Regions from separate parts of the Mus musculus genome. Here all the other regions are linked to region 2. A link is a loop called in an ENCODE intact Hi-C map of the cell type or tissue named here. Cell type or tissue: heart. All regions are shown on one strand. Region 1 has its middle 43 kb from the start of Gm39451. Region 2 holds the start of Rbms3 (RNA binding motif, single stranded interacting protein). Region 3 overlaps Rbms3 (RNA binding motif, single stranded interacting protein). Region 4 holds the start of Gm39452 (a long non-coding RNA gene). Region 5 overlaps Rbms3 (RNA binding motif, single stranded interacting protein). Region 6 overlaps Rbms3 (RNA binding motif, single stranded interacting protein).

Evidence for each region. A loop is a pair of places that touch in the nucleus more often than their neighbours do. Peaks named below come from ENCODE experiments on the same cell type or tissue, not always from the same donor. Only the 100,000 strongest peaks of a DNase experiment are listed, where the experiment ranks them.
Region 1: a loop joins it to region 2, with 2.1 times the contacts of the local background. A loop is called at or near these places in 2 of 42 quality-filtered maps.
Region 3: it touches region 2 in a loop (2.8-fold over the local background); 2 of 42 quality-filtered maps call a loop at or near these places.
Region 4: it touches region 2 in a loop (2.1-fold over the local background); 5 of 42 quality-filtered maps call a loop at or near these places.
Region 5: a loop joins it to region 2, with 2.0 times the contacts of the local background. A loop is called at or near these places in 2 of 42 quality-filtered maps.
Region 6: it touches region 2 in a loop (2.8-fold over the local background); 2 of 42 quality-filtered maps call a loop at or near these places.

What each region holds. Positions count from the first base shown.
Region 1 is chr9:117,354,848-117,359,847 of GRCm38, forward strand. It overlaps a transcript of Rbms3 not described here. Among named protein-coding and RNA genes, the nearest start is that of Gm39451, 43 kb to the left of the region's middle. In heart, no CTCF peak of the experiment used is centred here; a DNase peak (open chromatin) is centred at 2,364; H3K27ac peaks cover 994 bases.
Region 2 is chr9:117,249,707-117,254,706 of GRCm38, forward strand. It overlaps Rbms3 (RNA binding motif, single stranded interacting protein), which reads right to left and starts at 2,777. Exons shown (of 15, transcript NM_001172123.1): 1 at 2,021-2,777. The coding sequence starts at 2,095. It overlaps Gm17396 (predicted gene, 17396), which reads left to right and starts at 2,827. Exons shown (of 2, transcript NR_166691.1): 1 at 2,827-3,132; 2 at 3,639-4,992. In heart, a CTCF peak has its summit at 2,487; DNase peaks (open chromatin) are centred at 2,085 and 2,835; H3K4me3 peaks cover 4,150 bases; H3K27ac peaks cover 4,427 bases.
Region 3 is chr9:116,805,153-116,810,152 of GRCm38, forward strand. Rbms3 (RNA binding motif, single stranded interacting protein) reads right to left here. Exons shown (of 15, transcript NM_001172123.1): 6 at 261-340. Among named protein-coding and RNA genes, the nearest start is that of Gm39449, 280 kb to the left of the region's middle. In heart, no CTCF peak of the experiment used is centred here; DNase peaks (open chromatin) are centred at 2,809, 3,429 and 4,309; H3K27ac peaks cover 1,134 bases.
Region 4 is chr9:117,189,855-117,194,854 of GRCm38, forward strand. All of the region lies in intron 1 of Rbms3 (RNA binding motif, single stranded interacting protein), which reads right to left. It overlaps Gm39452 (a long non-coding RNA gene), which reads right to left and starts at 4,482. Exons shown (of 2, transcript XR_871333.2): 1 at 1-4,482. RefSeq lists an enhancer at 1,360-3,825. In heart, no CTCF peak of the experiment used is centred here; a DNase peak (open chromatin) is centred at 2,937; H3K27ac peaks cover 1,163 bases.
Region 5 is chr9:117,049,430-117,054,429 of GRCm38, forward strand. All of the region lies in intron 3 of Rbms3 (RNA binding motif, single stranded interacting protein), which reads right to left. Among named protein-coding and RNA genes, the nearest start is that of Gm39452, 140 kb to the right of the region's middle. In heart, a CTCF peak has its summit at 2,711 (motif pointing left); no DNase peak of the experiment used is centred here.
Region 6 is chr9:117,057,813-117,062,812 of GRCm38, forward strand. The region is part of intron 2 of Rbms3 (RNA binding motif, single stranded interacting protein); the gene reads right to left. It also overlaps the pseudogene Gm18489. Among named protein-coding and RNA genes, the nearest start is that of Gm39452, 130 kb to the right of the region's middle. In heart, a CTCF peak has its summit at 2,884 (motif pointing right); DNase peaks (open chromatin) are centred at 1,569 and 1,989.

The DNA.
Region 1 (5,000 bases), 110 kb after region 2:
CTAACTGACACTTTAAAGGTAATTACTGGGTCTGTTCTATGTAACAGTATCTATTATAAAACGATTGACTCCCTATCTTTGTATCTTCCATAGAATGCTAAATGCCCATATTATCCCTTTTAAATGAGAACAAGCACTTTCAAACATTGGTCAAATTGACTAGATCATCCTGCTATTAACGATTTAAAGGCAAAAGATACTGGGATGGCTACTGGCTCCCAAGAGGAGCTAAAAAACCACTGGTCGTGAAGAGAATGTAAATAAAGCTGGAGCAGTATAACAGGTCTATACTAGCTAGACCTAGATGACTAAAGTAAAATAGCCAACAACACTAGAGGTCTTCATTTCACCAAGTTATTTCGAAAAGAGAAAGTACATGAATACAAAAAAGATTTCATATGGATATGATGAGTGGGGAAGCTATCATTGTTATTTTGCTAAGTGGCCACACCAAACTGCCTTCTAAATATTTAATGCTTATTTCGACAGATCTGTCTGACTCTCAACCTTGGTCAGAAACACTTCTTTTTTGCAGTGGGAAGCACTTAATGCAGAGATTCATAAGTGGTCACGACGCTAAGAATAAATAACCGAGTGCTTAGCATTAAATAAGACATCTGGTTCAACCCTCATGATCCCCAGAACGCTCGAGGAACAATGTGGAAGAGAGGTTGGAAAGAAGGTACAAATATGAGGGAGGGAATGGGGGTGAGCGCTGTGAAGCGCCACCTTCTGGGCAGGCTGTGGTGGGACAAATAGGAGGGGATGGGGATGGATGAGTGCTGTCAATCACCGCCTTCTGGATAGGGCGTGGCTGCTGCACTCATCAATGCTCAGCAGCTGAGGTTATCTGTACTAACCTACACCCAACTAAACCAGTCAAATTAGCATGCATGGGGTGTGGCTCCCAAGGCCCCACCTCTAGATGAGGAATTACCGATAGCTAATGGCCACTAGGGGAGAGAAAACTGTTCATCTTTAGGGTTGAGGCCACTGGTAGGCTGCCCCTGCTCCAGTGGCTGGTCCCACACCTATGTGAACACAGCTAGCAATAACTGGACTCAGTGGGATATTAAAAAAGGAAACGAAGGACATAAAGTTAGGGGTAGAAATTTTAGGGGATTCTGAGAGGCAATCAAAGGTGGGAGAGGGGGTAGATAAAATCAAAGTATGCTGTATACATGCTTAACAGTCACAAAAAATAAATAAAATATTATTTAAAAATAAAAATTGGTTTATTCATATCTCCAATTTGGAAATTGCATCAAGGTACAATTAAAAGAATAGATTTTTAAAATTGAGGTATATTTACAATATGGAATACCTTTTAGCTATCAGTATAAACAGACTCCTGGTATACACCAATATATGCAAATATTAAAACCATAACAAATTAAAGATGATAGGGGCAGCAGAATAAGTATATATGATATCATTTATTTAAGGACTGAAGTGAAAAAAAAAATATGTCCATAAGCTATCGTGCCTAACCAAGATGTTACCTCCAACTGACAACCGCTTGCCAAGGAAAAGTTAATTTTCTCCAATGAAGTCTCAGTGGACGACACACACTTAAGGACAGGCCCTAAGCTCAGCAGTAGACTGCTAACACAGAACAAACTCAATGGTAATTCTGGATATTTTTTTCTTATGTTTCTTTGTTTGGGCATAGTTTACCTTACTGCTGTGTTTCTTGTCTATTATGCTCTCCAATTATGTGTTTTTATGGGTTTTGTTTGTGTATGTGAGTGTGTGTGTGTGTTGTGCCCTTTAGTTTTAAAATGTGCCTGCTGTGTTTCTAAAGAGAGAGAGGGAGAGAGAGAGATCGGTTGGAGTTGGATGGGTGGACGGGTGAGAAGGGTCTGGGAGGAAATGGAAAGCAAAAGTATGATCAGAATGTATTTTATAAAAACATTTATTTTCATGAAAAAAGAAGACCATGAATGTATATAAAAAAGAGAAACCAAGTGTGATTGCTGAGAAACCTTAAGAGAAATGAATTTCGAATAGAAAAAAAAAAAAAAAGAGTTTTCCATGGAAACAGAAATGTTTGCTGTCTTATTTGGGGATCACTGTATAGATGTGTGCAACTGCCAACACTCACCTAAGTGAACAGTCAGCCCCTCTGCCCTTTAGTCTCTCTTAATTATATTTCAATCAAAGAAAAACACGTGGTGTTGCAAAAGCAGTAGAAATCAAATCCACAACGATGACAAAAGGAAAGAATGGCTGAGTTGTCTCCGGCTCCTCCTTCCCTGGGCTCTGTAACAGGCTAATCTGAGCTCCATATCCTTCCTCTCTTTGGCACACCTTCTCCGAGCCATGCCGGGGAGCATGTGACAGCCCCAAGGCAGGAAGCCAGAGGAAAGAGCAAAGAGGCTGGACAAAGGGTTTCTGAATAGCCGAGAGCTGGCAGCTCTGCCTCCCCGTCTGCCAGGGCAGGGGTCAGGAGCTGCAGACAAAAGAACCCCCTTGCATGCTTCCAGAAGGCCTCAGTGGGTCAATCCACGATGTCAGTGCTAGCAAAAAGAGGCAGAAGAAGAATACATTCAGAAAATTAGTAGTGTGGGGGCTGGGGACTTAGCTCCATTGGTAGACTGCTTGTGCAGCAAGCTAGAAGCTCTGAGTTTCCATTTCCAGAACTTATAAACTGAATGTGGTGAGCAGTCAGGAAGTGGAGGCAGAAGCATTTGAGGTCCAAGGTCATCCTCTGGGTTAAATAGTGAGTTCAAGGCCAACCTAGGCTATAAGATACCTTGTCTAAAAGACAGAGTAAAGAGACTGGAAAAAGAAGAGGGGTGGAGGGAGGAAGAGAGAGACACAGAGTCACAGGAGGCAACACATGCACACAGCCCATGTTGCATTAGGGACGACCTCAAATGCTTCATAGTAACACAACAGTGATGCTGGGTTGTTTTCAGCAACATTAGGAACCAGCCACGGTCATAAGGCATATATCATAGGTAAGCCAAATGATGGAGGAGGAAGCTAGGAAACTTAAAACTCAAGGTCTTATAATGACCAAGCCTCTGGACTGGGCTTCAGATCCAGGCAAGGATTCAAGAAACCTCTTTTCTAATCTCCTGCTGTGGTGATGACTTTTGGGAGAGGCTCTTCAGAAAGCAGGTTCTAAAGGAAAAATAGATCTCTGACAAAAATATGATTGAGGGAGGGGACACAAAGGATAGTCCCCCCAAAGCAAACAGAAAGGAAGAGGCAGAGCAGGTGTGGGCTGCAGTGACCCACATACAAGGTCAAAAGCAGTAGCCTCTCTAGAGTCCTCCAAGAATCCTCCAAAACCTCACCAGGAAATGTCCACAGACAGGTTGGGCATAGACCATTAGGCCCTGAATAAGAGCTCCCCTCCCAGTTATCACAGGCATCACTTCTAAGCAGGTGTTAGGCTGGAGAACAGAGTTTCTGGGCACCAGAGAAAACTCTGAAGGAACAAAGTGGAAAGGCACACAGGAGAAACGGGGTGTCTTTAAGCACTGGTGAATCTATCTTATCTTATCTTATCTTATCTATCTTAGCTGCAGTTAAAAATCAAAGATGACACATGGCTGGGGATGACAGGAGATGGAGAAGCTAGCACATCCATTTCCACAGGAATCTTCTGTAACCTAGTGTTGATGATGTCCATTGAGCATTTGCACCTGGGTCTTGCAAGCATTCTGTCTCTGGTCTCCCAACAATGATGATGATGTGGGTGTTAACATCTATGACTCATGATGGAGAACCTGGGAGGCAATCTGGTAAAGACATGAAACTGCTAAGGATTAAGAGAGAACCAGGCTTGAACATGTAATTAGTGTTCTACAGATATAGTATGCAGGGAGATAAGAATGGATATCACTGGCATATAGTAGAATAAGTTGATAGAGGAGCCGCATAGGTGGCTCAGCAGTTAAGACCACTGCTTGCTCTTGCAGAGGACTTGACTTCAGTTCTTAACACCCAAATAGTGGATTCCAACCAGTAACCCCAGTTCCTGGAGACCTAATACACCAGCATACATGTGATGCACAGACATACATACAGGCAAACTACACACAGAGAGAGAAAGAGAGAGAGAGAGAGAGAGAGAGAGAGAGAGAGAGAGAGAGAGAGAGAGAGAGAGAGAGAGAACGAGAGAAACACACCAAAGTAACAAATTTTTAAAAGTTTATAGAGAAAAGAAATAAGTAAATAATAAATTTATAGAGAAATTCAATGTTTCAAGAGGTTGTTGTGAGTCAGAGGCATGCGACCCACTCACTGTTCCAGTCTAACCTCAGCCTAACTTGGTGAGTCAATGAGTCTATTGGGCTTCATTTACTGAACATGGGTGAGAGATTGCTTGCAGGAACATGGGCGACCCCAGTATACCTGCACCATTGGAAAGTCCCACCCCAGTACGGATGACGACTCTCCCATAGGGATGTGCAGGGCTGAAGTGCCTACTGGATTAACTTCAATGCTCCATAGGCTCGACCATCTCCCAAGACCAGAAGGCATGTGTAGCTGAGTAGTGTTACACACACGGGGCACACGGGGAAGGGAGGAGGAGGAAGGACTGGTTGGGCCCTTGGGACCATCCCCACCCTCCTCTATAAGGAGATACCATTGGGTCTTATTTGGATTGACTCTTGTTATGCATTGTAGTGTGCCCGATGATGAAGATGGTGATGTGTCACACTCAGTGGGAACTGTTCTACGGCATCATAGACAATAGTACTGAAGCTACCAACTTCAATTGTCGGTGATGATGTCATAGCCAACCCAAATTACCCATAGTTGTGTCCTTTCCACATTGCCAGGACTTGGCTAGGGATGTTGTTATCATGCAGACAGCCCATCCTGGATTCGATCAGGGAAAAAAAACAAGTAGATGTTACTATTATCAAATGTCCTCAGTGGATAGAAGCTTCAAGATAACTCCAGAAACAGTCAACAATATCACACTGAAATTATGGAGGGTGCATTGCAGTGGTAGCTTAAGGTACTGTGAAAGTTAGGCT
Region 2 (5,000 bases):
GAGCTAACTTCTTAAAAATGTGGCAGACACTGATGGCTTTGGCTGGCTCCAAAGTAACAAGATCCAGAGCCGCTGTCAGGGTCCATGGGGCACTAACGCTGCACAGGCCCCCAAACAGACTTGATAAACCTCTCAGTTTTCTTTCAGGCAAAACAGGTCAAATCACTACTGCAGTCTTTCCTCACTCCCATTTCTGTCTCTGTCTCTGTCTCTGTCTCTGTCTCTGTCTCTGTCTCTGTCTTTTTCTTCCTCCCTGTCTCCCTCCTTCCCTTCATCCCTCCCTTTCCTACAGTGGCTCACTCACCCAGCACCCTGTATCTTTAACTCTCCCCAGCATTCATTATTCCGTTAGTAATACTACATTAAAGGCAATCTAGGAGAAAAACAAAACAAAAACCCCAACTATTTCACTCAAACTTCAATCAAAAGTTTCTCTTGTGGTTGTAATGGCACCAGAAAACCAGAACCAGCACAAAGCACGATTTGGGGAAACATTTGGAAAAATTTAGCCAAATGAGTAAAAGGTTTGGAATGTTTGATATTTTTCAGGCAACCCTGGAGCTTATTGCTTTTGTCTCTTTGCGGAGAAAACGGACCGTGGGTATGCTTTTCTTTTTTAAACCCGCCTGACCATTTCTTTAAAGTAGTAGGCAGCCAGTGCTGTCTACCAAGTTGCCCAAAGAGTTAATACTCAGGGCACCAGGCAGGAGGGCTGGTCTATTTAAGCAGCAGCTGCCCAAACTAAGTGGGCACAAAGGCAGAAAGCAAAGTGAGTCGACCTTGGAGGGGTAGGGCATAGGGTAGAGCAATCAGAAAAGGGGGAAAAATGGAAAAAGAAACACCAGCCTTTAATGCAATCCTGAGAGGCTGTTGTCCAAATGGGCATTGTCTGATGAGACAGAGTAAATGGGAGGTAACCTTATCGTGAATTACCAAACCCTGATTATGCCAAACCCTGAGAACCCAGTGACAGCGTACACTGCTCAGCCGTGCCCTGCTTGCTCTCACATGTGGAGTTACTAAGAAGATGGAGGGGTCTGGTTAATTCATTACGAAATCAGAGAGTATCCGGCATGGTACCCTCCACCCCCCACCCCCCAAAATAATCAAGCCCAATCGAATTGACAAATTAGAGCATGGATCTCTCACCTCACATCTTTCATGTCTTAACTGCAGGATAAAAAGTTCAGGGTGGGCACTGCCCCCTGCTCAGTTTCGTGGGCTTGCCTCCAGGCCCCTAATGATCACTTAAGCACATGCTCGCACAAAGCCTAAAGTCTTTAACCAATTCAAGTCCAATTATTATCAGTTACATCCCATGCCTTCCCCCCACCCCCAGACCCAGACTTCCTAGTGGTAACTGAAGGGTGGGGGTGGGGGCCAGTCTAAAAGTAAAAGCTATGGATGCTAAGCCTCTAGTTCTTTTAGCCCCCCAAAGCATCTCAGTCAACCTTCACATAAAATACAGTCCAAACCAAAAGAAAAAAGAAAAAAAAATGCTCAACAAACTCTGAAAGACTTTGGTGGGTGCCTCCTGGCGCTCCTCTTTCCTCTTTCACTAGGCCATGAAAAGTTTAAGTGGCCCCCACCCCAGAGTGTTTTCTGTAAGGAAGGGGGAAAGGGAGGGGGGTACCCAAATCTTTGAGATTCACACACAAAGAACAGCTCGCTAGAAAAGCTCCTAAAACAATATTCTCGCCCCCTGAGAACGTCTGTTGGGACCTCGTTTCTAAAAATCCCTGCTCACCTGCAAAAGACTTCAACCATCTCACCGGCATTTCTGCAGCTAAATAACAAAAGAACACTCCATTGAAAGTCCCCTGTCTTTAAAGAGAAAGCTACACTCCGGGGCTTCCTCTCCCTTCTTTCTCTGGCTTGTTAACTCCGTTCCTACTGTTAGTAATTTGAAAGAGGTCGGCAGAGGGGATGGGGGCTAGGGTGAGGGAAGGGTCGGATTGCCACGCTCCGGAGGAGCGCCAGGCACCACGCTGCCTTCTGAAGCCCGCGGGTCCAGCCATACCTTGGTTTGGAGGTACTGAGGACAGTAGTACGTGTACTGGGGGTACATTTGTGGCTGATCCAGGCGTTTGCCCATGTAGCTGGGATCTTTATCTCCGAGGCAGGAAACTGAATAACAGGGTGTATGATGCCCCAGGCAAGCGAGCTTCTTTCTCTTAATCCACTGTCCCTGGCAGTCTGCGTGACTGCTGAGGCTTCTCAGACTCCAGCCTCACTAGTTCCAACACCGTGAGGAATTTAAAACAACCCAAAAAACCAAAGCAAAGCAAAACAAAAGAACCAAAAAGAAAAGAGAAAAAGAAAAAGAAAACAAAAACAAAAACAGATGGGGGTTGAGATCTGTAGCGGAAACCCCCAGACTGCTTCCCCAGTTCTTGCCTGCCTGGTTCCTCCCAGCTGCCCGGTCCAGTCCGGATGAAGCAGTTTGCTCTGTGACCAGCCTGTCTCTAGTGGTGTCAATCGCAGGCGCTTGTAAAGGCGAAGGAGGAGAAAAAAAGAAATAGATCCTTTAGCACAACTCGGAATCCTTGCAGTACAGCTTTCGTTCTCTCCCGTGTCTCTTTCCCACCGCGGAAAAAGGAAATTTTAATAAAAAGAAGAAAAAAGGAAAAGAAACAACGGACAAAAAGAAAAAGAACGGAAAGGAAAAAAAACCGGGAAAAAAAGAAAAAGAAAAAAGAAAAAAGAAAGAAAAGAAAAAGAAACCCGTGCAGGCTTAGTTGCTGCTGTCTGGTTCCCAGAGTGACATGGTGTGTTCCAGCTGGCCTTGCCCCTCTCACTCACTTCCCCTCCTTCCAGCCAGTGGGTGGAACTGAGAGAGCCTCTCCAGGGAGCCGGGCACGCAGTCCAGAAGGCTGCAGTATTTCCTCCAAGGGGGGAAAAAGAAGATGAAAAAGAAGAAGAAAAAGAAAGAAAGAGGCTGCTGCCACCCCTCTGCTAGCTATCTGGAATAGCACAGTGAGCAGCGTCTGCAGCCGAGCCGCGGGTGGAACCGAACCCCAGCTTCTCTGTGAAGTGCCTGGGTGGGGCATGGCCCAGCCTCCCTGCCCTGCTCCGACCAGGGCTCCCAAGCTCCCAAGCTGCTTCTCCTCTTCAATCGCCAAGTTCCCAGAGGTGAGGCATGGCATTGATGAACAAAACAGACCCTGCCCTGCGAGGGGAGCATGAGGGAAGGAGAAGTGTGTGTGTGTGTGTGTGTGTGTGTGTGTGTGTGTATTTACACACACATGCCAACCTTTCTAGTTAAGTAGGGAGAAAAGTGTATTCAAGGCTTTTTCAAAATCTGTTAACACATTAAAAGCCAGATGAACCGAGGACCTGAAGATGAAACCAATGTTTTGGGGGATGCTCAAGAGAGGAGAAAAAGTGGGGATTCTCAGCTGGGTACCTCTGTGGGGAAGCCAAGCCCCATCTCAACAAGGGGGTTGCCTTAACTATCACAAATAATTGTGTTGTGGCTTTATCCATCTCTTAAAAACGAAATCAAAGTGATCTTTACATTTATTCGCTTATTGGAGAATAAAATAACCTCTCTCTCTCTCTCTCTCTCTCTCTCTCTCTCTCTCTCTCTCTCTCCTTCTCTTACTTGCTCTTTCTTAATGCTTTCGTGGCTCTGTAAGTATTGCACACAAAAAAATTGAACAAAAACTCATAATTACTTGTCAGAGTTTTTCCCCCCACCAGTAATAATATTCCGACACGTCGATCAGCTGCTACATTATAATACAGATTGTTTCAGAGAAGATAGATCTCCTTAAAGGGTTTCTCTGCAAGGCGGCGGTGAGGCTAAAATTAGCTGTGCCAGCTGTGTTTTGCTGGGAGTGCTCACGCATGCCCGGAGCGTGGGCAGCCAGCCTCTGTGCCTCTCCACTCCCCCAAGTCTGCCGAACACTCCAGCCGTCCTTTCAGATAAAAGACTCCAGGTACAAAGGCAGTTTCCTCACATGGAGGGAGAATTGAAACTGCAATACACAGGATGCCACCTCTGCTTTAAGTCCCGCCTGCCACTCATGGGGTAACAACCTAGGCTCCTGTGCTCCTTAGCTCCAGGAAGCTCAGTTCTGAAGTCTGGGTACCAGCAGAAAGACAAGGACACGGAGACATCACATTGGGTTTTATGTCGATTCTCTCTCTCTCTCTCTCTCTCTCTCTCTCTCTCTCTCTCTCTCTGTGTGTGTGTGTGTGTGTGTGTGTGTGTGTGTTTCTCTTTTTTAAAAGACAGGGTCTCAGATACCCCAAGCTGCTCTTAAAACTTGCTGTGAAACGGAATGATTTTGGCTTCTGATTCTCCTGCCTTCCATCGCCCAGCACTGGTATTGAAGGCATAAATTAATGAATGAACCAGGTTCCTGTGGGCACTGGCTGTGGAACCTAGGACCCTGCCCACAATGGGCAAGCACTCTACCAACACAGCTATCTCTTGATGACAAAAATCAGAACTTGGGTTGGAAAGTGGGTATGGGACACCTGTGATGGAAACATATCAAGACAGCTTCACTCATGGACCTCAATTATTCCATCCATAAAATGGAGAAGGACAGCAACTGAAATCAGGCACCAATCTCAAAGTCTTCTGGCCACATCTCCCTCTCTAGAGAACTTGTCAAGCATCTGGGAATCTCGTTGTTCCTTCCTTTCTGCTTGGTATCAGACTGTAAATTCTACTCTTCACACTTCATGGTCCAGCTCTGAGTGCCACTGAGCAGAGGTCATGTTGGTGATCGCCAAGCTCACACCAGGCATCCTCTGCCAGCATGAACATGCCCCCCTGAAGCAGTCTTCCTGAAACCCTCACTTCCCAAGGTATAGTTGGTTTTCCCCAAGTTGGTTTCTCCCACGACCTTCTAAACTCAGAACAGCAGGCCATAGCCTCCTCTGTAGCCTTAAGAACTAGCAAGGCCAGACACAAAGCATGTGTTCTGACATGCTTGGAGAACAAAATATCCTGGACATAATAAACAATTTGTCCCTCAACTCATGGT
Region 3 (5,000 bases), 440 kb before region 2:
AGGAGATACAGATGAGATGGATAAGGGAGATACCCAGTGGTCTCCTCCAGCCTTATCATGTGAGTGTGTGGATATGTGCACTCACATACACTTGTGCATACACTGCACACTCTACACAACACACGCAGATTTGAAAAAAAAGACATGAGCACATGTTGACAACAGCTTCCCCGCCTGTCCAGCACACAAGAGCATGTAAATTATTCAACAATAGCCATAAGCTTAAATGCTTTTTAGTGATTTCTAGTGGAATTTCTTACCTGGGATGCCTGGTGGTGTTTTCAGATATTTTCCATTAAAATGTTGAATCACCACTTCACATTTTTCCGTAGACTCCATTCTAGGGGGGAGAAAAGTATGGGGAGGTGAACATGAGGTTATAGACTTTTGTCGAGTTGTTCTTTTAAAAAATAACCAAGAAAGAGATGGACAAGCTTGCTTTGCCATATGCACATGGACTATCATCTGTTGCCATAGCTACTGTTAGGGACTGATGAGACACTGTGAGGTCCATGTGGATGTCATGGAGATAGCCTGAGACATTTTCTTCCTTCCACACAGGCCTCTTGGCAGTTGAAAGCACTCACTGGATGTTCACCGAATGACTGAATGCCTGAAGGAATGATATGGCCCTGAGAGACGAGGGCATGGAGGCTGGAGGAGGGAAACTTTACCTCCCCAGTAAGTGGTGGATGGAGCTAGGATGTGGACCAACACCCAGCCATGGTTAAGGCCTGTGCTGTAACAACTCAGCTGCCCTGTGAGGACGATGAAATTTATTTGAATAGCTTGCTGCCTGGGCAGGGACCAGTGGGACAGTTATCAGCCCCATGGTGCTTTTATTGAAAAGTCAATGTGTGAAAGATACCTAGAGGCAGTTATTTGGGGCTACCACAGGTAGCAAGAAGCTAAAAGCATGCAAACCTATCCTTGCTTCATTTTGGAATTTTGACTATTCTCCAATTTTTTATTTTTAATACTAAGTGCCCATATTTGTACAATGAGTTATTCTGTGTGTACAATGTCAGCATCTCATGTCTAACATACGGAGAGATCACTTTCAGCACCTCCCAGCATCACATTGACCTTGGAATGGCTGCCATGGCTCAGGTACATTTCCAAGAATTTTCAAAAAAATCTAATTGTATACGGTCTTGTTGTTTCTTCAATTGTATGTGTGTGTGTGTGTGTGTGTGTGTGTGTGTATACTTGTATCTGTGTGGAGACCAAAGGAAAACCTTGGCTGGCACACAGTTTGTTTCTTGAGGCAGGATCTCTCACTGGCCTGAAGCTCACTAAGGAGCCTCTACCGACACCAGCTCCATAATGTTCAATCTTCATTACTATATTTTTACTTAAGTGTATATTGGGGGGAGGGGTTGTGTGTGAATAGCACCTGTGGAGGCAAAAAAAGAGGAGTGAGATTCCCCCAGAGCTGGAGTTACAGGTGGCTGTGATCCACCCCAGGTGGCTGCTGGGAACTGAATTCATGTTCTCTGGAAGAGCAATACATGCTCATAATTACAGACTCATCCCTCCAACCCCATAATTGAAAATTTAAATATAATAAATATGTAAATTTAAATATATAAATACAGAGCAAGAAAGAGAAAATTTCATCCATTATTTAATGAGAGGAACCCTTAAACTATATGCTTCCTGTTTCTATAAGGTTTTTTTGTTTTGTTTTGTTTTTTTTTAAACTTCCATTTCTAGGAAGAAAGCAATTCTAATTCTGTTTCCCTATCTTCCCACATGAGATCTACTCACTGTTACCTCTTTGAAGAAAAGCTTCATCCTGGGTAGACACATGAATGGGAGAGGAAATGGGAGCCCTTAACTCCCACAGACGGTATATTAAGGGCATTTCATTCTTGGAGTTAAAGACAGAAGGCTCGTGCCTGGAGAGTCCCTTCTCTGTAAAGTCTCTCACTGAGCTCACGCAGATAACAGACAAAGGAGACTAAATGCTGCTTGCAAACCCCCCACAAATCAAATCCTTTCTCTTTGTCCTAAAATGACATGTAATTCTAAACGAAGACCAAACATAGCTGAAGGTTGCAATGTGCAATTGCTGATTTGGGGAATACAGAACAAGCTAAAAAGAAAATGGGCTGCTATCCACTCCACGTGCACAGCCAGCCTATTTTTACTCCGGTTTGAAAGTTTCAAGTCTCCCTTCTGGGTTCTAAATAGGATCATCTTTCCTTAAAGCCATTTTCTAGCTGTGGCGGGCCTGATGAGGGGCTCTTTCTAGGAACACAAAGGTAGCCGTGGAGATGGCTTGCTTTGGGTTCATTCAGATCTAACTAAGTAGATGTCTGCTGTGAGCCATTAGAGATTCTTTGAGAGAGTAAATGCAATGAACGACTTTTCTGTGACTGTCAGCTTGCAGCATCAAAGCATGGTACATTGTATCACTCAGCAGTGACAATTTCATTTGGATACACGGGGCCACACCTGATCATTGCAAAGCTGCCCCAGCAACACTGGCTCGGTGCCTCCAGGAGCTGACAAAGAGGCAGAGCCAATGTTCTGGAAACGGAACAAAAGTGAGACCTGTAGGTGAATACCCGTATTAGCCAGAACATGCCTATTTTCCTCTCAAGTTTCACAATTAAGTGCTCGGTGCAGCTGCCAGCTGAAGCTCTCTGAAATCTGGCCCATGCAAGGCTTGAAGCTGACAGGAGTGCTCTCAAGTCCCCACTGGCAGCAGCTGCCTTTACAGGCCCCTTGCAGCCATCCTGGCTCAGCACAGTGCCTCCATTCTTCTAGAAAGTAGCTGAGCCCTTCTGTGCCCTGCAGAACAGCGCCTGGGTGGGGTCAACCCTTCATCGGACAATGCGTTAACCGCTCTTAGGAGGCGCCAGGCATGGGGTAAAGCTTCAGGGGGCTTTTTAGGTCTGCTGTTTGAATGTAAACACATGTTCAAGGGTGTGTTTCTTTCTTGCCTCATGACTTATAACTGCTGGCTTCAGTCATTTGAAACACACTAAAGGATTCCGTTGTTGCTGCTGCTACAGCTGCCTCTCCCTCCAACTCTTCTTCCTTCTCTCTACCCACCTCCCCTCCTTCTCTTCCTCCTCCTCCCTCTCTTCCTCCTCATAAGTCTTATTCCTCCTCTTCCTCTTCTTCTCAACAACTACTACTGAGGAGGGAAACTGATATTATAGCTCACACAATTCACAGTCAAACTAAAACACACAAGAACCTGCTCCAGCACCGGTAGAATGTTCTGGATCAGGCTTGACACACAGAGGAAGGAAGTCTTGTGGAAACCCATGTTCAGCTAAACTCTCACCTCAACAGAGTCCTCTCAGGTCACGATCTGAAAGCTCTAAGCATTATAAGCCATGGATTTAAAAACAAATCCACTCCATTGTCACATGCTAGGCTTAATTAGAGGTTTCCGCTCTTGTGAAATGTTTGGTGTTTTGCAATCACAGGCACTGGATAAACTATTGGTGACATGGAGGAGCATCCAACTTTAGGAGCCAAACATCCTCATTTCTGGTAAGATTTACGCAAAGTGTCAAAGCTATCAGAGGAATTTTAATGACTAAAATGTGTGCTCTTTCTAGCATTTCAAAATTAAATGACGTCATTTGCTTCTTAACCCATTGCAGCATAGAATGCAATAGTGAGTCCCCAGGACAAGGGAAATTTTTAATTAATTAATTAACTAATTAATTAATTAATTAATTTTTACACTCCAGATTTTATCCCCTGCCCCTGTTCACCCTCCGACTGCTCCACATCCCGAACCTCCTCCCCACTCCCCACCCGTCTCCATGAGGACGTATGTCCCCACCCCCACCCCACCTGACCTCTAAAATCCCTGGGGCCTCCAGTCTCTTGAGGGTTAGGTGCATCATCTCTGATTGAACACAGAACCAAAAATATTCTTTTTAAAAAATCTGTTTTAGGTTTGTGCCTCTGTGTGTGTGTGTGTGTGTGTGTGTGTGTGTGTGTGTATGTGCACAGCATATGCATGTACACATACACACTCACATGTGCACTCATGGCACTCATATGGTAAAGGTTAGTCATCAAGAGACATTCCTCAGGCACCATCTATCTTCTCTTAGAGACAGAATCTACCCACCAAGTAGGCTAGGCTGACTGGCAACTTGCTCTCTTCCAGTTAATTGGGCACCATTCTCAGGACACATAACAAACAGTAAAGCAAACCCTGCTAGCTCCCCCTGCACACTCCACAACATCTTGGCGGTTCAGCATTTACGACTCACTCCTCTCGGCAATGTGCCTGTGGGCACTGCTTGGCATTGAAAGCTGTCTGGTTTTACTGTGCTGGGGATGATGCATGGGGCGTCAGACATGCTAAGAAAAGGCTTTGCCAGTGAGCCACATGCCCACACACACTAAGAGCCCCATTATTAAGTCAGCTTTCTTTAGGGATGTGGCCCTTGAGAGGTTACCCATGCTCGAGCAGATGGCCCTATAGCCATGTGCATGCAAGCAGCATCAGCTGCACTCAGTGGGTTTAAAGCTGGGCAGGGAATACATGAACCATGGAGATAACCATGGAGATTGCATTGGAGGAATTACAGGGGTGGGCAGGAACGGCATGGGTTTGATCAAAAGAGATCACGTGCATTTTCACACAGTAATGAAAAGGTAAAATAAATAAAAATGCACCGCAGTACTAAATAGTTAAAATTGTCTCAAGTTATTCTCTCCATTACAGAGATTTAAAAAAAAAAATCAGCATGTGACCACCATGAGCGTCCTCCCTGAAGACTGGTCGGCGGATGACCTGGTCTATAAGCGGTTCCTCCTATCTCTACTGAGATGTTTTAGAGAAGATAGACCACCGCTGTCAGCCTTGCCATCTGTCTGAGTTTCATTTCTGTTGCAGTGATAAAAAAAAAAGCAATTTAGGGGACAAAGGGGTTTATTTCAGCTTAAAATTCAAGGTGCATCCAGTTCATCACTGTGAGGAGGTCAGGACAGGAACTTCAATAATGCCTCACACGCAG
Region 4 (5,000 bases), 60 kb before region 2:
CAGGCCCTCATGCTGTCTAGACACTTTACTAATGGAGTCTCAGCCCTCAGAAAGGTTTAAAGGCACAGATCGCTAAGTCCCGTGCACATCTTCTGACTCAGTCAGTCTGGGAAGGTATCTGAAGATATACATTAATTCCAACTTCCTGGAAGGTGTTGCAGCTGCTATTTAAGGGGCCACACTTTGAAAGCTCACTATGCTAAACTTTTGCAGGAGAGATTCTGGTCTATAGTCGACAAGGGCCATGATTATAGAACTGAAGGCAAGCCAGTTTACTCTTTTCTGGTGCCTCAACTGACGTCAATCTGGAAAGTATGAGACACCTCACTTGCTATTATATAATTCACTGATGAAGTATAAAATACATGCTAAGCCTCATTTATAGTGTCTAAGATGCTGGGACTGATAGTTTGTAGTTGGCACATAAAAATGAATGCAAATCAAAGACAAAATCGTTGTGGCTTTTAGGAGAAAAGAAAAGAGAGAGAGGGAGAGAGAGACCCAGACATGCAGAATGTAGATTGGGTCCAGACCTTTCTATTATGAGCTTTCCTTGGTCTTGGGTGCAGAGTCTGCTGCTAGGTACTGTTGAACCTATTAAAAACATATTTAAAATGGAGATGCAAAGGTAGAAGACCCAAGTTCAATCCTGGGAATTGGGACAGCAATGGGCTTATTTCCCAACTAATTCACTCTTTTCTAGACTACAGCCTCAAGATGGTGTTTTGTGCTGCAACCTAAGGAGATGCACCTCACTGCATGCAACCTACTGCTCTGCATCTGGGATTCTAGGCATTCAGAGAACGAACAGCAGTGTGACACTGGGCTGTGCATCTAAACCTGAACAGTTCTCATTGTTTGGGCTCTTAAAGCTGACTGCACCAAACAGAATCTGTGCTTATTATAGGAAGAGCAGTTTTGATCAAACAAGAGAATTCCCAAACGTTAAAAACCTACCTAAAAGGACATGCCAGCTACCAGTAATTGATTCTATTTTAGCCATGTTTTCAATAATTAATAAACACTTGTCTACATCTCCATCAATTTTAAGTTGCAACATTTCCCCCTGATTTTATGGAGATCTATAAGATAACAAAATGAAACAAGGAGGCTCTAATGATAACCTTGTTAAAAATCCAGTCCCAGACTCTATACATTAGAGCATCAGAGAGTATTAGAGAGCCAAGAAAAAGGAGATACACTGGATCTATATGTTAGAGCATCAGAGAGTATTAGAGAGCCAAGAAAAAGGAGATGCACTGGATCTGAACTTGACTTTGTCTAATAATTTAAATATGGATATTATACAAAAAGATAAATAATTACTCTTTTCTTCTTTACTCAAAGAGGATGTAAAATCGGGAAGCAGAGTATGAGGCTTGGTTTGATTATGTTTCTCAATGTGAACCACCCACATCGCCTAGAGCCATGTGCTAAACCTTGCCAGCTTCAGTTCTCCATCACAGAGTCAAAAATTCACATGAGTCAATTAAAGCATGTAGCTGTATAGCTATTACACTTTATATGGCCTATATATGGAATCTCTTTCACAGTGGTTAACACATAGTAGCTGATTAATTAATAAATGACAGAATGCATTCTGCTTTTTGAAGACTTTTAAAACATTTCCTGGGTCTGTAATATTAGATATACTGCTTTATATTTGTTTCGAAGTGTGTATGCACATGTGTTCAGTGCACACGGAAGCCAGAAGAGAGCATCACCTCCCATAGACCTGAAGTTTGTGGCAGTCATGAGCTGCCTGACACAGATGTGGGGAACTGGATTCGGTTGCTTTTGCAAGAGTAGAAAGTGTTCTTAGCTGCTCTGCCAACCTTGCAGCCTTTCTTTTCTTTCTTTTTCTTTTCTATTTTTGTTTTTGAGCATTATCACTGTTTAGCCCAGGCTGCCCTTATAGTGATAATCCTGTGTCAGACTCCCAGATAAGGACATGTGGCAGAGGCACTTGGCTTAAAAGGGCAAACCCTCATTTGGAACTGAAGTCAACACCTTAATATGATTTGCAATGTAGATCATAAGGACTCCTCTTAGGATAGCTATGTTTTTCCTCACGCAAAACTATTTTTTTTTTAAGAATACTGTCATATGTCAGGAGAACTCAATTGAACATTTCTCTTTGGGTACTTGTAACCTGAATTCTGTATGAGGGCCAGCTGTGATAAAAGCTGGGCTTTCTAACAAACACAATTGCTATGTTATGTTTTGAATCAGAAATCACCCTGGAGTAAAATACACTGTGCACGCAGACAGAAAAAGTACATCGGCTCTTGCTCGTGTGAAAATTAACCGACAGCCTGTTTCAAACTGTGCTTACCCCACGAAACACCGAAAACGTCAAAATATTTTCGTCTGCCTTGCCTGAGCACTATTTTTAGATGGGTTTTGAAGAGAGAACACATATTTGTTAAAGATGCCGAATTCGTTCCAGATGGAGGCTTTGCAGTGAACTTATGGGGCCGCAGAAGAACGGGTTTTCTTTTGTTAAGAAAAACCAGAAAGGCTGAGCAGCTGGGAAATCGGGTTTGCACAGCCCCACACCCAAGAGAGAGTTGCTCACCGTGGACATCTTATAATCATTCCAAAACATGCAAAGCAGGCGTCCCTTCAGAAATAAAACAATTCAGGAGGAGGAAGGGGTGGAGGAGGGAAGAAATGAGAGAGAGAGAGAGAGAGAGAGAGAGAGAGAGAGAGAGAGAGAGAGAGAGAGAGAGAGAGACTAGAGTGCACATCTCAGCAGCTTCACGCTCAGGCCAAACCCTGTCCCTGCCATGTTGGGTTCTGAGATGGGTGGCTCTGAGGCCTGGCAAGCTCTAGCCATGACAGACATTATAGAATGGGCCTTCCCAGAGTTACAGCGTCTCCCACATTCCAGGGCATGAAGCACAGGGGAGTGTTTAGCAGAGTGTTGGCGGGCAGCCCACTCTGCAACAGGAACTTGCTTGCCAAGGGGCTGCCTGAAGCACATGGGCTGTGTGCATTCTTCAAGCCGTTCCTTTCCTCATTTAGCCCCCGAAGCTGCCATGGGTGGCTCGCTTTCTTGAGAACTTTCACCACTGCATAAAATATGTAAACTGACCCTCCCAAATCCACCCCCTTGGGCTATATGCAGACTTTGTATGGATTCTCCCACTGGTCAGTCCAACATGAGCTTGGTATCACACACAGCTTGCACTTCTGGGATGAAGCGACACTTTATGTGCATTGATGTGTGTTATCTTTGGAGAGCTAATCAAACCAAGGAAGCAGATAACTGCTGCCTCCTACCTTCTGGAGCGGGTCTGGAAAGCAAGAGTGAGGGTGAAGGTAGTCCTTTTAAAACATCCAAGCATAGAGGTGAGGAAATGGCTCAGTAGGTAAAACAACATCCTCAATTCAAGGCTCAGCAACCACGCAAAAAACCAGCGGCTTGCAACACCAGCATAGGGCAGAAGCGAGAAGCTCTTCGGTGCTTGCAAGCCAGCTGGTCTGACTCCAGGTTCACTGGCTCTGTCTCAAAAGAATAAGTCAGAGTTAGGTGACATCTGACATTTTCCTCTGGCTTCCTCATGTGTGCATGAGCAGTCGAACTCCTATGCACAGACACACACACACACACACACACACACACACACACACGATGTCAAACATAACCTAGAAGCAGGCTCATCATCCAATATGTAAACAGCAACAGTAACAAACAAGCAAAAAAGGCAGACCTACAGTTAGAGTTATGCTGCAAAAACATAACTGATGAATGTCGTAAAAAGAGTATCTGTCATAAAACAATTCTAACCCATGCCTGAAAGATTCCAAACGCCAGCACAGCTTCCAATTTGATACCGGGGCTTCATCATATGATTTCATGCACTGAAGAATTATAGACTCAGTCTGCCTGACAGCTTTGCATATAAAGAACATTGTCTACATGACGAATGTGTCAAGCTTATGAAGTTAGCAATAGGCTGCCAAGCCATATTGTCTCAGCAACAGCAGACCCAAAATATTTTCAAATGATTCTGCAAAGGGCAGTGTGGAGAGCCCGCGCAGCTGTGAGAACATTTACCTTACGTCTAATTAGAACCAATCAGCCATGGGCCTCATTTAGCCTACATTTAATCTATCAGAGGCTCTTATTTTTGTGAGGTGCTTGGAAGTATTAGTTTTTGATTTATCATCCCCGGCTTCAGAGCTACAGGATGGTAGAGAAAGCCATTAAACTGAATATAAAAACAGAATATTGTTTCTTAAAAATTATAGAGTGATCAGGGTCTTTGAAAACCCTCCGTGTGATTGCAGAACACAATCCATAAAAAAATAATGGGAAGCATCGCTTTAAGAAAATATTGAACCAAAACTAGGAACAGAAAATCATTCAGACAGTCCAGCCTCTTACTTGATTTTTATAACCTGGTCAAAGTTTTGTATCAACTTTTATTTATTTATTTTCTTATGTATTCTCTCTCTCTCTCTCTCTCTCTCTCTCCCTCTCTCTCTCTCTCTCTCTCACTCTCTCTCTCTCTCTGTGTGTGTGTGTGTGTGTGTGTGTGTGTGTGTGTGTGTGTGTGTATTGATTTGTTTTATATTTCTGTGATAAAGCCCTGGTCCAAAGCAGACAAAATAGTCTCTTACTTTAAAAAAAAAATCCCAGCTAAGGTTTAACACTAACTTTATTATGTGTTTGTTTGTTTGTTTGTTTGTGTGTGTGTGTGTGTGTGTGTGTGTGTGTATGTGTGTGTTTATATGCTTTGTATTTCAGTGATAAAGCCCTGGCCAAAAGCGTCTTGGGGAGGAAAGTGTTTCTTTGCCTGCCACGCCCTGATCACAGCTGGTTGCAGAGAGAGGTTGCCAGGCAGGAACTCAAACTGGATGAGAGGCAGGAACCTTGGAGAGGCATCGCTTACCCATTTGTTCCCAAGTTCATGTTCATCTTTCTTCCTCCCCTTCCAGCCCATCTGCCCAAGGGTGTCAATGCCTGCAGGGGACTGGGCCCTCCCACTTCA
Region 5 (5,000 bases), 200 kb before region 2:
AAAATATCACTCTACCAGCCTGATTTTAAGCTACTTAATATGTCATTGTAACTATTAAAATTTGGCTAATAAATCATATTATCTCTTCATGTAGAAAAGAACTGGGAGGTAGGAAACAGTATTAAATGCTGTCATATAAAAATCCATGATTAAAACAGCAATGCTTCTTGTGAGACGTAATGTTTGCAGTTACTTTTTATTACTTTTGCCTAATATCTATATAGCAGTCAGTAAACAAGGTAGCAAGCTTGTGACTCCCCAAGCCACAAGAAAGAACCTATCTCATTGCTTATTCTAGAAAGTTTTCAAGTTAACACTGAATCAACAATAGCGACAAGCATTTTCGTGTCCTGGCACTGGGAACAGATGCTCATCATGGATGACCCTGGGCAGAGGAGCAGCCTTTGGCTGTCTGGTTGAGGAACACTATCAAGGCATCATAGCCAGCTTTGGAATTTCATAGAGGTGTGTCCATCCCATGGGCCACGGGTTGCATGCCCCCTGAATATCTATGAATATGACCCAGCACAAAATTATAAACCTGTAAACATACTTAAAATAGTGTAAGTTTTTTGCACATTGTTTTTAGTTTGTTTGTTCTTGGTCCATCATTTGTGTGATGTGTGATGTGTGATGTGTGAGTGTGAACTTTGGAGATGACAACAAGGTCTCAAGATTTCCAAGGGTTGGGCATGTCTGTATAAATAAAAGGCACAGAACAGCAGGATGGCCTGACAGAAGTTACTGGAGTCTCCACATGAACTAACCTTCTGGAAATAAGACTGGGAGATGATATTAGTACCCACTCAAGCACATGCACACGTGTGTGCACGAGTGCACACATGCACATGAACACACATGCACACATGCACACATGCACACATGTACACTGCACACGTGCACACATGCATACACGTGCACACATGTACACACATGCACACATATACACACATACACACACATGTACACACATGCACACATATACACACATGCACACACATGTACACACATGCATACATGTACACACATGCACACATGTACACACATGCACACAGCATATGTGCACACATGCATGCTGCCTGTGATGAGGTGAGGTGTCAGATCAATGGCAGAGTAGATGAGGGAGCCCCAAGAGGAGCCCCGAGGAACAATCACACATCCATTGTCACACAGGAAAAGGCATTTGCTGGAAGTGAAACTGTTTGGTCTTTTCATTTATTTATTTATTTTTGTAATCTGATCCCATTATTTGAAAATTGAATAGATGTGCTTTTCACACCATTTTCTTTCATGAGCCTCTTGCTCAATAGACTGTGAGCCCACCTTGTTGGAGGTACCTAGTCCTCTCAAAATGCAATTCCTCAGAACATTTATTTTTGTGCAGGTTGATTTCAGAAAATAAAAGGCACTTGAGAAAAGCTCTCCACAGCACGATACCAACCGCCCTCCTCTGCTTGAGGTGTTTCTCTATGAAAGACCTCAGGGTAGCCATGCTACCTGACTGGATTAAGTAGTCCCGCATGCACGAAAGTCCACCCCTGCTCTGTGTGTGTCATGGTACAAGGGCCCGTGCAGATGTAGAGGTTACTTCACACTCAGCCACACATGACCTAGCATGAGAGACTAAGCCACATCCTCTCTTCAGGCTCAGGGGACTTTTCATTCCTGGCCCTACCTGAATGTCCTATATCAATAGGCCTCCTTAGCAATTATGAGTGGCAGGAGAAGTATACTGACCAGTTCTAAACTTACTCCAATCTACAGTTCCCCATCTATGTACTAGAAAGAGCTTTAAAGCACTCAAGCAAGCATGGGACACTGAGTGTGGCTGTGCATCATTAAATCCCAGTGCTTAGGAGGCAGAGGCAGGCAGATCTGTGCATTCTGGGCCAGCTGCATAGCAAGACCCTGTCTCAAAAATAAAATAAATATGTAAACATATGGTGGGAAGATAGCTCAGTAGATAAACTCCTACACAAGCCTGAAGACCTGAGTTCGGATCTCTTGCAGTCCAGGTTGCAGGTGGGACCTAAAAAGAATAAAAAGCTATCTTCTAGAAGTTGAGGTGGAACCAGAGCCTGGGGGTTGGTACATGGAGGCCAGCTGATGCCTTCTGTCTGCATCTTGAAGGAGGCCAACATGCATATTTTTCTCATGCCTTTCAAAACTTGAGGATATTCAGCCTGCGTAGCTTTTTATGGAAAGCTGATGACACATTAAAAAAAAAAAAAGAAAGAGAAATAAATAAATCCATGTCTTCTGACAGGTCTGTTTTGGTTACCTAGCCTCCGGCTAGAGGGGAGATTGTAATATGAAGATTAAATCCAAGTTGTGTCCTCTCAGAACAGCCTCCATGATTTTAGTAATTTATAAACCAACTCCAGACACCTCCCAGACTTTCATCTTTTTCCTAAGAATGAGCCCATGGTAGACTTAACCACTGCTTACTGTTTAAAACAATAAACTGTAAATTGTGTTCTTCAAACTCAATTACACATGAGATTAGTTGACACAGCAAGACCATGAATGGCCATGAGTTCCTGAGGTTTTATAGAACAACCAACATGTAGACAAAATTTTAACTAGCTCTGGGCTGGGGAGATGGCTCAGTGGTTAAGGGTAAGGATGGGATCCATTCTCCTTACCATCATGGAAATCCACAAACCTCTTTACCACCAGTCCCAGAAGACCTGATGCCCTCTTCTGGTATCTATGGGTACTGCACGCACAGGGTGAACAGACATGCTGTCCAGTCACACACATATATAAAAAGAAAGGGAAAACACTATTGAAATCAGTTCTGGGTGCTGCGTTTATTTTTTTCTTGAAAATACCACAAAATAGGTTAAAAGAAATATTAAAATAACAAATAGCTATGGTTCTGCACTAACATAATTTTCCTTTCTAATGCTGCCCTGGACTTCCTGGGTAACGAACTTGCTGTCCAAGCATAAGGACCTGAGTTCGAATCCTCAGGACCCATAAGCAGGAGTGGTGACCCATCTGTAATTCCGGCACTAGGAACAAAGGGACAACAGATTTCCCAGAGAAAGCTAACAAGCTAGCTGTGTGTGTGCTTAACTGAGAGACCTCACCCCAGTGAATAAAGTAGATCCAATTAAGGTAGATTCCTGACATCAGCTTTGGGCCTCTATAAAGAAACACACATAGGTTCACACACACTTGCAGATACATGTGTTCTCATACATGAAGCATGCACACACACACACACACACACACACACACACACACACACATTGCAACAAAGAAACAAACAAAAATATTGCAGCCTCCTGGGCAGGAGGGATGGTCAGAGGGTAAAGCGATTGCTATACAAATGAGAAGATCTGAGTTCTGATCCCTGGCAAACACATAAATGTTAACATGCCTCTTAAGAGGCAGAGATGGGAGTGTCCCTGTGGCTTGCTGGCCAGCCAGTCTAGCTGAACCAGTAAGCTACAGATTTGGTGAAAGCCCTGTATTAAAAATAAGATAGAGAGCAACCAAGGAAGACATCTAACATTACACAAATATATGCACAGCTGTGCACATGCACACACATACATACACACGCACACACATGTATGTCCACAGCACTGACACAAATAAATAAAATAAGTCGCTTGAATTTTATGTGAAGTGTTTATTGTGTGTATGCTTCATTGAGAACACATGTATATTGTGAACATTTTCCTGTCCCCTGTGGCTACCTAACTTGTTCTGTGGATGCTATTGCTCTTACAGTCCTCTTACATTTGAAATCTTAAGATTTATTTTTATTCATGTTTATGTATAGCTGTGTGTTTGTCTATGTGTGTGCATATGTGTTCGAGTACTGTCATATAAAGTATTGTAAAGCTTTATCTGTATGTAGCATCTGTATGTAGCACCACAACACACTATGTACAAACCCTTCCTGTCACCGTTAGCTCTTCATGCACAGAATTCAGTGGGGCTGAGTGACTGATCCTAAGCCACATAGTTGGTCTGCTGAGAGGCAACTACATTTGAGCAGTAAGACTCCACTGTAGTCATAGAGACAGCTCCCACGTGTTGATACCTCTCCATATATAATATGCTCATTCCAATATTCTTTTTATATTGATTTACCTCCATACCATAAATATTTCCCAGGGTTTTGACACTGCAATCCTCGCTATTCCAATCTTAATAGCGATATAACAGTTTTATATACCTCAGAAACCAGCAGTTTCATATTATCTGTATTTCTCAGAATACAGAGGAAGAACAGTTAGCCTTGTGCAGCATATACGGTCATAGTTTTGAAGACAGGTTTGGATAAAGTATTTGAGAAAATCTTTCGTGTGTCACAATAGTATCAACATTATGCCCTTCACTGCTTTTTTTCCACAGTCTTTGTAGAAGGCTTTGCCCATTGAACACATCACTAAGAGGGATGGATGGGCACATTCACATTAACCAGCATAGATGGTATGCATGCTACATCTGCTACCTAAGTGCACCTAAACTATCATTGTCAATTGCTGACATCTTCCTGTTCCTTGTGGCTGTCTAACTTGTTCTGTGGACACTATGTCTCTCACAGTCCTCCTAATCAGCATTATTATTTATTACTATGTGATTGTAATAATCCATATTAAAATTAATTCTTATTTATGTTTATATGTGTGTGTATGCATTTTTCTCTGTGTGTGCATATGTGTGCAAGTGTCCACAGAAGGTAGAAGAGGGCATCAGATCCCCTGGGGCTGGAGTTACAGGGTGTGTGTGGTGCTGGATCCTCAGCAGGAATACCAAGTGCTCTCAGTCACCGAGCCATCTCCTCAGCCTTTCAAGATTGAGGTCTGCTTGCTTGCTTGCTTGCTTGCTTGCTTGCTTGCTTGCTTGCTTGCTTGCTTGCTTGCTTTTGCTTTTCCACAACATTCCTCCTTCCACAGGACCAGCAAGTAAAGTCTTCATATCACCCACACCAAGACTCTACAACTTAGATTCTTCCATTATCAGATCATACAAAAGCC
Region 6 (5,000 bases), 190 kb before region 2:
CTGATCACCTCCCTCAGACGACCAGTCCCTGAAAATTTCAGTTCTCAAAATCTTCCACTAGGAGACAGATGTGTCCAGTAGGGTTGAGTGTGAGGCTCTGCATAGTCTTTGGCTGACAGGCACAAAGTCCTGGGTTTAATCCCCAGAGCTGCATAAACTAGAAGTGGTGGTGCATGTCTGTCATGCCAAGTGTTGGCGGGGGAATCACAAGTTCAAGATATCCTTAGCTATGTAAGAAATCTGAGGCCATCCTGAGACATCCTTGGCTCTGTAAGAAATCAAAGGCTATCCTGAGACATCCTTAGCTATGTCAGTAATCCAAGGCTATCCTGGGCATGCTGGGATACCATTCTACCATTGCCTTCATTTTCTTTTTACTTTCTTCAAAACAATTTTTTCATATAGTATATTGTAATCATATTCTTTTCCCTCCACTATATTTCCAGGCTGGCCCAGAACTAAACATATTCTTGCCTCTGTTTCCCTAGCACTAGGATTGCGGTCATCAATTCACACGCATTTCCTATTCACATTCTAGTTCATCCTCAAGTTTTCTGTCTGGGGAAAATTTGGGGAACACAAAGGTCCTTATGTTCACATAGAGCAGTAGGGGAATGAGGAGTGTTGAAGAAGCGGAGTTGTCTCCTTCAAAGGAAGAGCGAGGTCTACAACTCATCCTCCCTGGCGGTGGCTCATAACTAGGTAATCTTCATGTTGTTTATTGGGTCTGGTCAGACCAAGCTCTCACAAGCAGGATCAAAGATACTTAATATAATCTACGTGGCCATTAAACTGTATGGCCAAACACCCCCTCTCCCTCATTGCTCCCCAAACTCCTACAACCATGACTGGAGATGGCACATAGCTGAGATGGCCTCTACACTCTCTGTATGACCCAGACTACACCAGATCCTCCCCTGAGCCCTTAGGGTCACATACATCTTTAGGACTCATCTTCATGGAAGAAGTCCCATGAACTCTGAGAAATGTTGTGTATAATTATACCTCACTGTGTTACACCAGGAAGTTTATAAATTGGACCATACTTAAGTATGCCTAAAATAAACTGCCCATATCAGACTTCAGAAGTTTGAACCAACACCAGCTATTGAGCCTGTTGAACCAGATTTCCTTCTTGCCTCGTTTGGATTATTACTCTGCCGGCCATGATGTTTGCAGAGACCCCCACAGAAACTAGCCAGTAAAATATACTATCATACTTCAGTACTATCCTTAGAGGAGAAAGTTCCACAGGTCATATCAGGTAACCAGATGGATGCTCACTAGGTATGGTGGCTCAGAAAAATGGGAGCCTAAAAGAAAACAAAAAGTTGGTGTGACTATCTTCAAGAGTGTCCTGGTGTGAACTGTGAGTTGGAAATTGATGATTGTGGATCCCAGCCGTGTCTGTGTGGTACCACGTGACAGGATGCTCTTGGGGCTTATTTCTGTGACTGTGCTCCAGGATTCCTTGGAGAGCACCGTGAACTCAACTTGATGAATGTGCCAATCAGCCATGTCTCCATGGAGATCTACGTGTGGATGGAAGAAACAAACTACCACTGTGACTGCACAGGTAGTGGATCTACAGGAACATACTGTGAGACCTTGGTGCCTCTTTGTCGGTCAAAGCCTTGCCACAAAGATACAACATGTGAAGACACTGTTGACAGCTATATTTGTCACTGCTGGCCTGGATCCTCGGTACCTTGTGTGAGATGGACATAAGTGAGTGCTGTAGCAACCTCTGACAATTGTGTGTGTGTTGGTGGGGGGGGGGGGCTGTGTGCCAAGCTGTCCTCAGAAGACCCATATGGACACACTGCTGGCCTGCCTTCCTCCTTCAACTACCTTGGAACCTCAAGGTATGCTTGTATCTGTCAGCCGGGGTTCACAGACAAGACTTAGCATAACTGTCCTCTGAGAGACTCCACCCAGCAGCTGATTGAAACAGATGCAGAGGCCCACAGCCAAACATTGGACAGAGCTCAGGAAGCCTTGTGGAAGAGCTGGAGGAAGGACTGAAGAACCCAGAGGGGATAGGAATTCCACAGGAAGACCAACAGGCTCAACTAACATGGACCTTTAAGGTCTCCCAGAGACTAAACCACCAATAGAAGGACATGCAAGGGCTGGATCTAGCCCCCCTCCCCTTCACATATGTAATACATGTGCAGCTTAGTCTTCGTGCAGATACCCCAACAACTGGAGTGGAGACTTACTTTGACTCTGTTGCCTGCCTGTGGATCCTGATCTCCTAGATAAGTTGTCTTGCCTGGTCTCAGTGAGAAAGGATATATACCTAGTTCAACAGTGACTAAAGGTGCCAGGGTGGGTTGACTCTCCCCAGCAGGGACTTCCAGCTTCTCAGAGGTAAAGGGGAGGGGGATGGAAGAGAGGCTATGTGAGGGGGACTGGAAGGAGGGCTGCAATCAGGATGTAACATGAATAAACAAAGTTATTTAACGGTAAAATGTTTGTAATGAGAGAAAAGAGGAGAGAAAGAAGGAAACATGGAGAGGCAAAAATGTCTTTATTCTGTTGAAAAGTGACACTAACACAGTATTCAAGAGATTAAAGGAAGGAGGGAGAGAGAAATGGAGGAAGGAAAGGAGTAAAGGAGGAGGAGGAGGAGGAGGAGGACAAGGAGACAGACAGACACAGAGTTCAAAACGTAAAACTAATGCACAACAGGTATAGAATCCCTAAGATAAAACTTCTGAACTGTATTTAAAGTTTTTTTAAAAACAAAACAAAACAAAACAAAACAAAATAAAACATCTGATTCTCTGTCTCTCTTTATTTTTATTTTGCATCTTTATTTTTATTTTATGAATGTTTTGCCTGCATATATGCTTCTTCTCCACATGTGTGCACGCTCCAGGTGGTGGTCAGAAGAGGGCATCAGATACCCTGGAATGGGTGGCTGTGAGCCACTGAATGGGGTCCTCTGTCAGAAGTGCTCTTAGCCACTGAGCTGTCCCTCTAGCCCCATTTCATTGGTTTCTAAAGCTAGTCCTGCAGTATTCTTTTTCCATAAGTACCTTCAAAGTTGAAACTTAGTGAAGACACGATTAGAAATGAGCGCATCTCGCACTGAATCCCAGCCAACAACAGTGCTCCGAGACTATGCTGTCCTACTGTGCTGAAACAACCTAGATGCCTGCCTCACTCAGTCAGGGCTACATGTAAAAAACTATGGTACTGCTTTATAGTAAGAAAAAAATAGTGGATGCAGTCCTGCAAAAAGCAGGATAAAAATTAAAGCATGAATTATTTTGTTAAGTAAATAAAATGAAGAGTAACTTTATTTTCCAAAAATGATGATATAACTGTAAATCCATCTCTTTGTCTGTCTCTGTCTCTGTCTCTCTCTGTCTCTCTCTCTCTCTCTGTGTATGTCTTTGTTTCTTTCTTTGTCTGTCTCTCTGTGACTCTGTTTCTCTCTGTCTCTCTGATATTCTTGCTGTGTCTAGAAAAGATGCAAACCACATTTGTTCTAAACTACCCTCATCCATACTACTGGTTATACACCCCAGGCTCAGCTTTCCAGTGCAGCAGAAGCCAGAAAGCACAGAACATGAGTGCTTCCCAAGTCACACTCACAGGCACGTTCATACACATGCACACGTGCGCACGTGCGTGTGCACACACACACACACACACACACACACACACACACACACACACTTACCAGAGTTGCAGGAACTTCATTCCTGGGTTCAGAGATAAGGTATTACATTAACAATTACGTCACAAAGTTTGCTTTGAAACAACAGAGATGGTATTTAACGGTTGCTGGTCACAGTTCACACCTGATTGCTCATGGTGACAAACAGGTGCTTTCTGCTTAACAGGTATGGGATTCTCCACGATCCACAGAGTCAACAACTGTTATATGTAATCAATTCGAGGCTAGTTTTAATTTCTCCTTTTTTGCCTACATCAAGGACAGAGTAGAAGGTTGTCTTGTGCCTGGGGCAAGCACTCTACCTGTAGGCTAATCCCTTGGTTTCTATGCTATTTAAAGGCCCAAACCACTTACACACACACACACACACACACACACACACACACACACACACACACACGTAGTTAGATTAAAAAAAAAAACCTATATATTTTTATATGCTTTAAGCTCAAGGCTAGCTGTGACCATATATAACCGTGCCTCCTCTTTTTAAGGTTTAGATCAAGATTTAAGTCTTTGTAAAGATTTTCTTCAGCTCTGTCACCCATGAGTGGAAGACAAAACCTGGCCTTAGAAAATGTGACCGTGTCACTAAATAATGCCTGAAAATGGACAGCCAAGGGGGTCCCATGAGCTTTCTGGGGCCTGGAGTGCCAGATAAATCCAATTCCCTTTGCCATCCCTTCATTTCCTACAGCAAGACGAGATAAAATACTCTCCACAGCCGACTCCTGCAGGGGCTGAAATGCTTGGTGGAAATAAATAAATTGAGTAAGAGAACTTCTATTGTAAGCCTTTCCGTGTGGGCTTTCCACAGCCTGCATGGACGGGCCCTTAACAGCCCTGGCAGGACACTCTTTGAAACCAGCATGCACCACTCCACATTGTGTGTACATGTCCACCAACTATCCAATGTGGTCACAGAGTCCCCAGTTCAACCAGGGTTCAAACACCTTCCTTATGTTCAGAATGCTCTTTAAAAGGATAGGGGAGTGGGGCGGGGTATGGGGGGCTTTTGGGATAGCATTGGAAATGTAAATGAGGAAAATACCTAATAAAAATATTAAAAAGAAATAAAAATAAAATGGTAACTAGCAAGGATGGAGAGATGGCTGGAATAGTTTGCATATGCTTGGTCTAGAGAATAGCAGTATTAGGAGGTCTGACCTTATTGGAGTAGGTGTGGCCTTGTTGAAGTAGGTGTGTCACTATGGGGGTGGGCTTTAAGACCCTTGTCCTAGCTTCCTGGAAGCGAGTCTTCTCCTGTTTTCCTTCAGAACCAGATGTAGAACTTTCAGCTCCTCCTGCA